Linked DNA regions of Homo sapiens: all the other regions are linked to region 3. Evidence: chromatin contacts called from ENCODE Hi-C data. All regions are on one chromosome and are shown on one strand. Each heading gives the region's core, a stretch centred on a gene start or an enhancer-like site at or near the end of the contact. The rest is flanking DNA. Distances are from core to core; before and after follow the strand shown. Region 1 overlaps QTMAN (queuosine-tRNA mannosyltransferase). Region 2 has its middle 48 kb from the start of QTMAN. Region 3 overlaps ARHGAP15 (Rho GTPase activating protein 15).

The links. Hi-C counts contacts between places; a loop is a spot of excess contacts on that map. Pooled maps may share reads with other maps.
Region 1: a pooled map shows a loop between it and region 3 (11-fold over the local background). The contact joins two enhancer-like sites. A Hi-C loop is called at or near these places in 4 of 37 single-sample maps with no recorded cell type and 8 of 50 pooled maps.
Region 2: a loop to region 3 is called in a map with no recorded cell type, with 4 times the contacts of the local background. The contact joins two enhancer-like sites. A Hi-C loop is called at or near these places in 2 of 37 single-sample maps with no recorded cell type and 2 of 50 pooled maps.

Annotation. Positions count from the first base shown.
Region 1 is chr2:144,323,426-144,326,125 of GRCh38, forward strand. The region is part of intron 1 of QTMAN (queuosine-tRNA mannosyltransferase); the gene reads right to left. Among named protein-coding and RNA genes, the nearest start is that of QTMAN, 7.7 kb to the right of the region's middle. RefSeq lists a silencer at 628-677. Within about 2 kb of position 1,371, at least 6 of the 41 ENCODE cell types and tissues checked have a DNase peak (open chromatin) inside an H3K27ac peak, as active enhancers do.
Region 2 is chr2:144,378,738-144,381,437 of GRCh38, forward strand. No RefSeq gene overlaps it. Among named protein-coding and RNA genes, the nearest start is that of QTMAN, 48 kb to the left of the region's middle. Within about 2 kb of position 1,259, at least 9 of the 41 ENCODE cell types and tissues checked have a DNase peak (open chromatin) inside an H3K27ac peak, as active enhancers do.
Region 3 is chr2:143,704,253-143,706,952 of GRCh38, forward strand. The region is part of intron 13 of ARHGAP15 (Rho GTPase activating protein 15); the gene reads left to right. All of the region lies in intron 4 of ARHGAP15-AS1 (ARHGAP15 antisense RNA 1), which reads right to left. Among named protein-coding and RNA genes, the nearest start is that of ARHGAP15-AS1, 70 kb to the right of the region's middle. Within about 2 kb of position 1,264, at least 3 of the 41 ENCODE cell types and tissues checked have a DNase peak (open chromatin) inside an H3K27ac peak, as active enhancers do.

The sequences.
Region 1 (2,700 bases), core at 121-2,620, 620 kb after region 3:
TACCATGATTACTAGGTACAGTTGGGTCTTACTGCCATTTAATTTCTAGAATGCTTAGTTTCATCGATCATTGCTTTTACAACAGCAGGGCAAATGTCAAAGCAGTAGAAAAGGCAAAAAGTTAGCGTTACTATGATAATGGTTTTTACCTCATGGACACTCCTGAAAGGGTCTCAGTGATCCCTAGGGATTTGTACGCCACAATTTGTGAACTGTTATCTTAAGGAAACACTAAAAGCTATGAATAAGTCACCATCCCCAAATCCACAGTGAATATCCCCCATATAATAAATATACTAAATATGTGTATGAATTCTTGAACTCAAAAATTGGTCTAATTTGTTTATATAACAACAGCAATTAATATTTAGTGAGCACTTACATGTATTATCTCATTTAATCCTCACCCTAAACCTATTAGTTAGCTGTATACTTATGCTACAGATAAGGAAACCTGTGATGAAGAAAGGTGAAGTTACTTGTCCAAGGTCACAACAGCAACTATCAGTATTTATTGGGTTCAGGCATAACCAAGCATTTTGCATACCTTCCTCTTAAGTCTTCACAACCACCTTTTTATTGTCCTTATTACCCTTTATTGTTCTTTACATCTCTATTCTTTAAATCTTCATTAGTAGTTTTACAGACTAAAACTTTGAATCAAATAGGTAAAGTATCCTGCCCAAGGTTACCGAAGTGGAAAGTGATGAATCATCCAATACAAGTCTGTCTGACTACAGAATACAATACATACTCTGCCTTGCTATACCACGCAGGAGTGTATTATTTGTATATAAATAAACTGATAACTACAAGAGTCTTATACAGTTTTAAAGTCAATTGAGTAAGACCTCTATTTGGAAAGATTTTTACTAATTTGATTACCTCTGTCTTTAAATAGTACAAAACCTACTTCCTTTTAAAATGATATGCTCTAGATAGTTCATTAATTCACACCATTTGAATACGACAACAGATTAATACAACTAAGTTACTAAAAAAAAGATAACACTAAAAAAGACTAATCCCCCCCATCAGATAGGAGAAAACTGAAACTCGGAGCAGTTACTAACTCCCCGCAAAGGCTTGCTGCTCATAAATGGCCCAGAGTCAAAATCAATCTGGACTGACTGTGAAACCCAAAATCTGCAGTCACATTACCTGCATATATTTAAGAAGGCCTCAGGCAATGACCTAGGAATTGCTCACAAGGTCCGGACACAGAGCTTGCTGATATCATACCCACCTACCCAAGGTAATCAAGATATGAATCACCTTGTATCTTAAAGACCAAGAGGTGAAAAGGAAGCTGGTGCACACTGAAAATAAAGAGCCATGTTTTCAGGTGCTTTGAGTAAAGAAAAAAGTAAATTCACTTATAAGGTGTCAGTACACATCTCTGTGGCTGAGACATGCTTGCTTCCATTTAAAAAAAAAAAAAAAGCCTAGAAGACAAACGTCATCACACCTAACAGGCTCTCCACAGATTATACAATAGCTTTCAGATGCCAGGAGCCCAGGAATGCTGCAAACCTTAGTAATTTGCAGCAGATAATCATTCTCCTAAAACTCTAATCAATCCATAAAATTTTCATTTCAAGTTAGGATCTATAAAGGCTAGGCATCATGCCCCAACCCTTTGTTTCTATTTTAAGGGCCTACACTACAAGATAGCTGCTTAATATTTAAACCCAAAGGAGGACAGAGAAGGAATCACGGTTCATCTACCTCAATCCCATATCTTTTATAACCTGCTGTAACTCAACTTTTAGGAATTATAAACATCTTGAGATTGGACAGAGGAGTGTGGCTTTAATTTCAAACAACTTGTATTCTTAAGGAGTCACACACACTTTTGACAGGAAGGTGACAAAATGGAAGGCTGTGGTGTACCACCTAAAACAGCAGGCAGTGCAGGGGAGAGATGAGCAATTATACTCGTCACAGAATACCACACTCTGGATTCCTGTGTAGCAAAGAAAAAACAAAACTATAGAGCAACTTTGCCTCCCCCATCAATGATTCCTAACATGACCTAAAAGAATCACAATCTCGTAAGCAGCTAACAGATATATAGAAAAAGAAAAAAGGAAAAAAAAAAAATCAAGATTGAGGTCATGTACCTTGACATGCATCATTTACACCAAAGATTCCCCCACTTATCTGAATTAATTTCATGTACCTCATTTCATTCAGATAATTGAAGTTTTCCTTTTAGAGTTGTAAAGTGTTTACCTCAACATAATTAGTAAACTGTCCACTTAAAAATACCACTGCAAAAATTACCACCCCCTCGCCTCTACACATATACACACACTCCACTACCATTAAAAGTATAAGATTTTGGCCTTCATGAGAAACTTAATTCAAAAGTCCTCTTTAAAAAATTAGCACAAGAAATTTTACAAAAACAGTTGCAGTCATTGCATTTTTAATACGGAGTGTTTGCATTACTTGTTACAGACATGGTAATTTGGGTGTTCAATACATGACTACTGTTCTGAAACCAAATTAAAGGTTTAGACTACTAAAGAGTTTGATGACTTGCCTCAAAACAATAACTGGGATTGTATAGAGAACAAAATCAGAGGTCTGTCTTCTTTATGAGCAGGCATTTAAAGGCCTTTTAATGAGAATTTACTCTTTAGTATACAATTACTAATGAACAAAAATAGGGCCATTAAACTCACTTCTTCATAA
Region 2 (2,700 bases), core at 9-2,508, 670 kb after region 3:
TCTTCACATGGCCATCTCCCTGTGCATATCCGTGTCCAAATTTCCCTCTCATAAGGACATCCGTCATATTGGATTAGGGCCCACCCTAATGACCTCATATTAACTTGATTACATCTTCAAAAACCCTATTTCCAGATAAGTCATGTCACAGATATCAGGGGTTAGAACTTCAACATATATTTTGGTGGAGCACAGAAGTCAGTCCAAACAGAGGGTTAAGATCACCATCCCCCCTTCTTTCCCATTTTTCCCTCCACCTCTACCTGTCTTTCATTCCTGAATGTTTCTATCTCTTTATTTTTTCAGGGACCTCTGAGTGCACCATTTTCTGGGACAGTATCTGAAATTCAGACCTTCCTTTCTCTTCATCTGATAAAAGCAAACTTGCTTATGCTCCACTCCCTCAGGGTTCAACTCTCAGCTATAGAATTGATAAATTAAGCCAAGGGAAGATGATAATAGGTGATAATAGGCAAATATCACCCCTCCCAGGTATTTGCATTTGACAGATGACTATATGGAGATAGCACTTTAACCTCAAGATGCTGGTGGAAATTTTGCATTGGGTAACATTTTCTTTTTCAGTACATAGGTCTGTCTGTGACCCTGTAATCATGGCTGTCTCCTCAATCTGGGAAAAGGATGGGCCCTGTCTATCTATTACTCTTTTAAGGAAAAGTTATTGCTACAGACAATTTGATCTATCTTTGAATTGCTCGCATTGATTCATTTCATGATTTTAAGTGCACTACGGGAGGAGATTTGTCCCTCACAAAGAAGTCCATCAAGCGAAAGAATTTTATTTCAGAAAATGCCAACCTGGGGAGAAAGCATGTGGACTATAAGCCCATTTTAAACAGTGGATAATTTTCAAAGAGTGAACACGAGCGTGGAAGGGAATTCAGTTGCTAGGAAAATAAAATAAAATAAACATAATCTTCCTCCCTCTTGTTTTTTTTCGTTTTGGGGTGGGCTGTGCTTCCCAGTCTTGCTGGAGAATGTTTGTCCCTCCCACCTCAGTGGTGACAGACTCACAGTGATGCCTGCGTGTCTGTCTCACAGGTGTGGGTTCTGAGACTTGCCAGCTTAGCGAGACTTTGGAGGAATCTCCCACCGTGGTTGTAAAGAGAAAAGGAGAGAGATAATAGTACACTGGCATCAATAATCTACTTCCTCCAACTGGCTGAGTGTTAGAATAATAGCCTCGGCACTTGCCCTCCCACACCCCCTCCCCTGGCTCCGCCGCTGTCAGATTCTCTTCCCTTCTCCACAACTGGGAACTCTAGGGAGCAGATTGTTTTGGCTGGAATTAGCCGGGCACAGATGGTACCACCTGCTGCATGTTCCTTACTTCTTATTGGCTTCTCTCTCAGCTCTGTGAGTTTTTGTATTTTTTAGGAGTTCAGAGGAAGGGGAAATGGCCGAGGCTCTTGCTCATGCCTGATTCTAGCACAGCTGTTTGGAGCAAACTGGCAACTGCGGGGATAGTGCTGGGACATGTTGATTGGGGAAGGTGCTTCCAGGGTAACGTACCACCGTGGCGTCCTGTTTGCTGTATCTAGTGCTTTCGTTTCCAAAATACAAACTTTCTTTGAGCCAAACAATTTCTGTTTTCCAGGCTGACGGATCTGCCTGTGACCAGACACAAGGCAGGTGGTCTTGCGTGAGTCTGAAAAATGAGATTCCTCTCATTCTAAAATCAGAAGGGCATAGAATGTCATGTTACTGTTCTTTTTATAGGGGAGGTAATTATGAATAGGCCACAAACAGGTTGCTGTGCTCATTTCTGGACAAGTCACTGAGAAGAATAACTCAGGAGGCCTCGGGCTCCCACGGAGCGAACCTCATAGATTTATAAACTGTTTTCTCGCCTATGGAAACATGACATTGGATCAAAGGACCTAAGAGGTTCTATTCCTCCAGATCCTCTGAATTCCGTGGAGTTGGTCCTAAGTACTAGATCACACTATAAACCCTTCCCATGACCTGGGAACTGTTTTCTCTACTTCTCTGACATCATCTTCCACCCTTCTCCCTTGTCTACCATGCTTTGTTAGGCTGGCCTTCTTTTTATTCTCCAAAAAAGCCAAACTCATTCCAGCCTCATGTATTTGCACCTGCTGTTTCTTCTTCTGGAACTCTCACTGCACAATCTTCCCATGGCTGACCTCTTTACAACCTTCAGGCTCAAGTCAATCACCACTGCCCTCAAGGGCTTTTGTGGATCTGCACCCACCCCCAGCTGACTGTCCGCTACTTCCATCTCATTTACAATCACATCACCTTCTTTTACCTGCAACAAAACAGCACTATCTGAAGTGATCCATAAAATGGTTCTGTTTTCTACTTTCCCCACTAGAATGTACATCCCTGAAGGTGAGGATATTGTCTATTCACCGCTGTATCCCCAGGACATGCAAAGTGCTTCTCATATAGTATCACTCACTAATATACATATTATTGAGAGAAAGGTGTCATTTTGTGTTTAAATAGAGGAAGCAGCAGGGTACAGAAGGGAACATGGTTGAGACTTCCACATTAGTCCCTTCCTAAGGCACTTGGAACTTGGTATTATCCTTATTTGTGTATGTCTGCCTCTGCCAGATTGTAAGAAGCCTGAGGTCAGTAATCCTGCCATGTTCATTTTTGGGTAGCCCATAGTACCTAGTATTGTGCCTTACACACGCTAGGTACTCAGTA
Region 3 (2,700 bases), core at 14-2,513:
GTAAAAGATTGATCTGGCTGCTAAGTGGAGAATGCATTGCAAAGGTGAAGAGAGGAAGACCTAATGGCAGACAACCACAGTAGTACAGGCAGGAGATATTGGTGGCTTGAGTGGAGCCCTCAGAGAGAAATGGGTAGAGATATTGTGGAGATGGATCAGGCTGGACTTGCTGCTGGTTGGGATACCATTGGGAAAGGAAAGGAGAAATCAAGTGTGCAAATTTTGGGTTTCAACTTGGGCAAGTGAAGAAGCGATAGTATCGCAGAGATGGGTAAAACTGCAGAGAGGAACAAGTTGAGTAGGAAAAGCAGGTTTGAGAGCTCTATTTTGGACATGTTAAGTCTGAAATGACTGTTACTCATTTGCCTTCTGTTAACACCTTCTTCAGATAAGGCAGAGTGCAACGCAAGTTATGAGGTTTTAGCTTTCATGATATATGCATAGTAAAATTGAAGCCTGACAGAGGTTCAAATAGATTGAGCAGTTTTGCTTTTGTGAGATTAAATCTCCTTAAACACCTCAATCACTCATAATTTGGGATGAGTCATTCCTACAGATTATTCAACTAATCTATTACATGATTTTTCATTGTGAATGTAATACATGCAATTGCACCCCCCAAAATTAAGCAACAGTGATGCATTTACATTTAAAAACTGAAATCTGCCTACCACTCTTAGCCTGCTGAACAGAAGTAACTAACATTTTTGTATGTATCCTTCCTGACCTGTTCCTAAACACATGCAAACATATGTGTGTATGGTTGCTTCTAATGTTAAAGTACATCATATTGCACATATTATTATACAACTATTTTGTAACTCATATACAGACTTCTATTTCATTAAACAGACTTATCTTATTATTTCTAATGATGTCAATAGTATTTCATGGTATACACAGTCCATAACTTGCTAAACCAGTTCATTGCGTTAGGGAACATGTTTTAATCTGACTCATCATTTTCTGTCTTATTTTACTCTCAAAAGGGGAACTTTATCTTAAAGTTCAGAAAATCTCTTACTATTAGAGTGTTCCTTCTTGTCACTCCCACATACTGGCTACGGTGAGAAATCCAATGTGGTTTAGTGAAAGGATCTTGGGCTTTAAAGAAATAGAAAGAGAGACCTAGAGTCAAATCCTTGCTCTATGCTTTACTCCCATTATGATCTCAGGCAAGTAAAATCGGATTAAATACTATCAACCATATCTTGTGGTTATGAGAATTAAATGAGATAATGCATATAAAACGCCTGGCACAAGGTAAGCATTCCTCAAATGTTAATTCTTTTCCCTTAGGATCCAGACACACCATGAAAGCGGTTTCAAGTTACAAGTAAATACTGGAGTGCTTATCTCAGTAACTTTAACTGGACAAAGTCATAAAACAAATGGAAAAGTATACCCTTTAATGCTATGCAATACCTTGTCTTAAAGTTCTTGAGAAATATCCGTTACTCTGTCCCAATTATTCCCTTTTTTTTCAACTGAAGAAATAGCTATAAAATAAAGAAACTAAGAGTCAGCTAAATCCTCCTTCAAATAAAATAAATAAAACACACAGAAGAGAATCTATCTAGTTAAAAACCTTCAAAGGATGACGATCGTCCATGTCCAGGCCACATAATCCCAGTTTTAACAATTAATGCCTGATCCTGTTTTTTACATCCCAGTTAATTTCCTAATCTTGTCAGAACTTTCATTTAGTTCAATAGAGATGGAAATAGATGTTTTAAATTAAGATTTAAGATCAGATTATTATATCACTTCACAGTATTCACATTTTAAGATTGATTATTATACATGGGAAGAAGTGTTGTTTGCTAGCCACCAACCTTTCTTGGGTGGTATGACTATATTTCACCCTGTACCAATTTATAAACTGGGTTTAATTATGCACGAGTGTGTGCACACAATTATATCTTGTTAAGCATTTTTTTGCTAAGTTTTTGATAAACAGCCAATCGTGGCGTGTCATCAAAGCCTGAGAAGACTAAATAAGAAGATTGTTTAACAGGAATTTAAATATATTCGTGTTTGAAAGAATCATTAGAATGTTTTCCTTAGTCTTAATGCATTTGGTAGTTCTTCAGAAAATCTATCGTCAACCCTTGTATGTAGTGTTTATTCCAAATTGTTGCAAATATATATATTTTGAAGTTTGTTTAGTGAGGGTCAGGGAATGTAATGAAGTGCCAAAAATTCCACTTGACCTACGTACTCTACAGTCAACAGAAAAGCACTCCATTTTTGCAGAGCTCTGAGTTAAATGCACTCCTCAAAGCAGATCAGCTATCAACTGGGAAAGCTTAATGCGGCACAGTTGGACTAGAAGGTAAATGCAAATCCTATCCACAAAAGCCAGAATTTTTAAAGGATTGTGATTATATTAAGCATAAGGTTGCACAATGGCTGCACAGGCTGACTAGTCTCAGAGTCCAGAGTCTTCATTCTTAATCAAACTCAGGGTCAAGTTCTATGCATCTGCTATCATAGCTTAAGACCAGGAATTCGGAATAAGCTATCATCTCAAGATCCCGTCAGCCAGAAACCTTTATTAATAGCCATTTTCACAAACTGACATTACAGTGATAGGCCCTGGAAGGTCCTCTGGTACCTTCTGAATCATCATATAAATGGCAAAACTGTCTCTATAAAATACAAGTGTCAAATGCATTTTCCTATAGCCTGCTTCTTTGG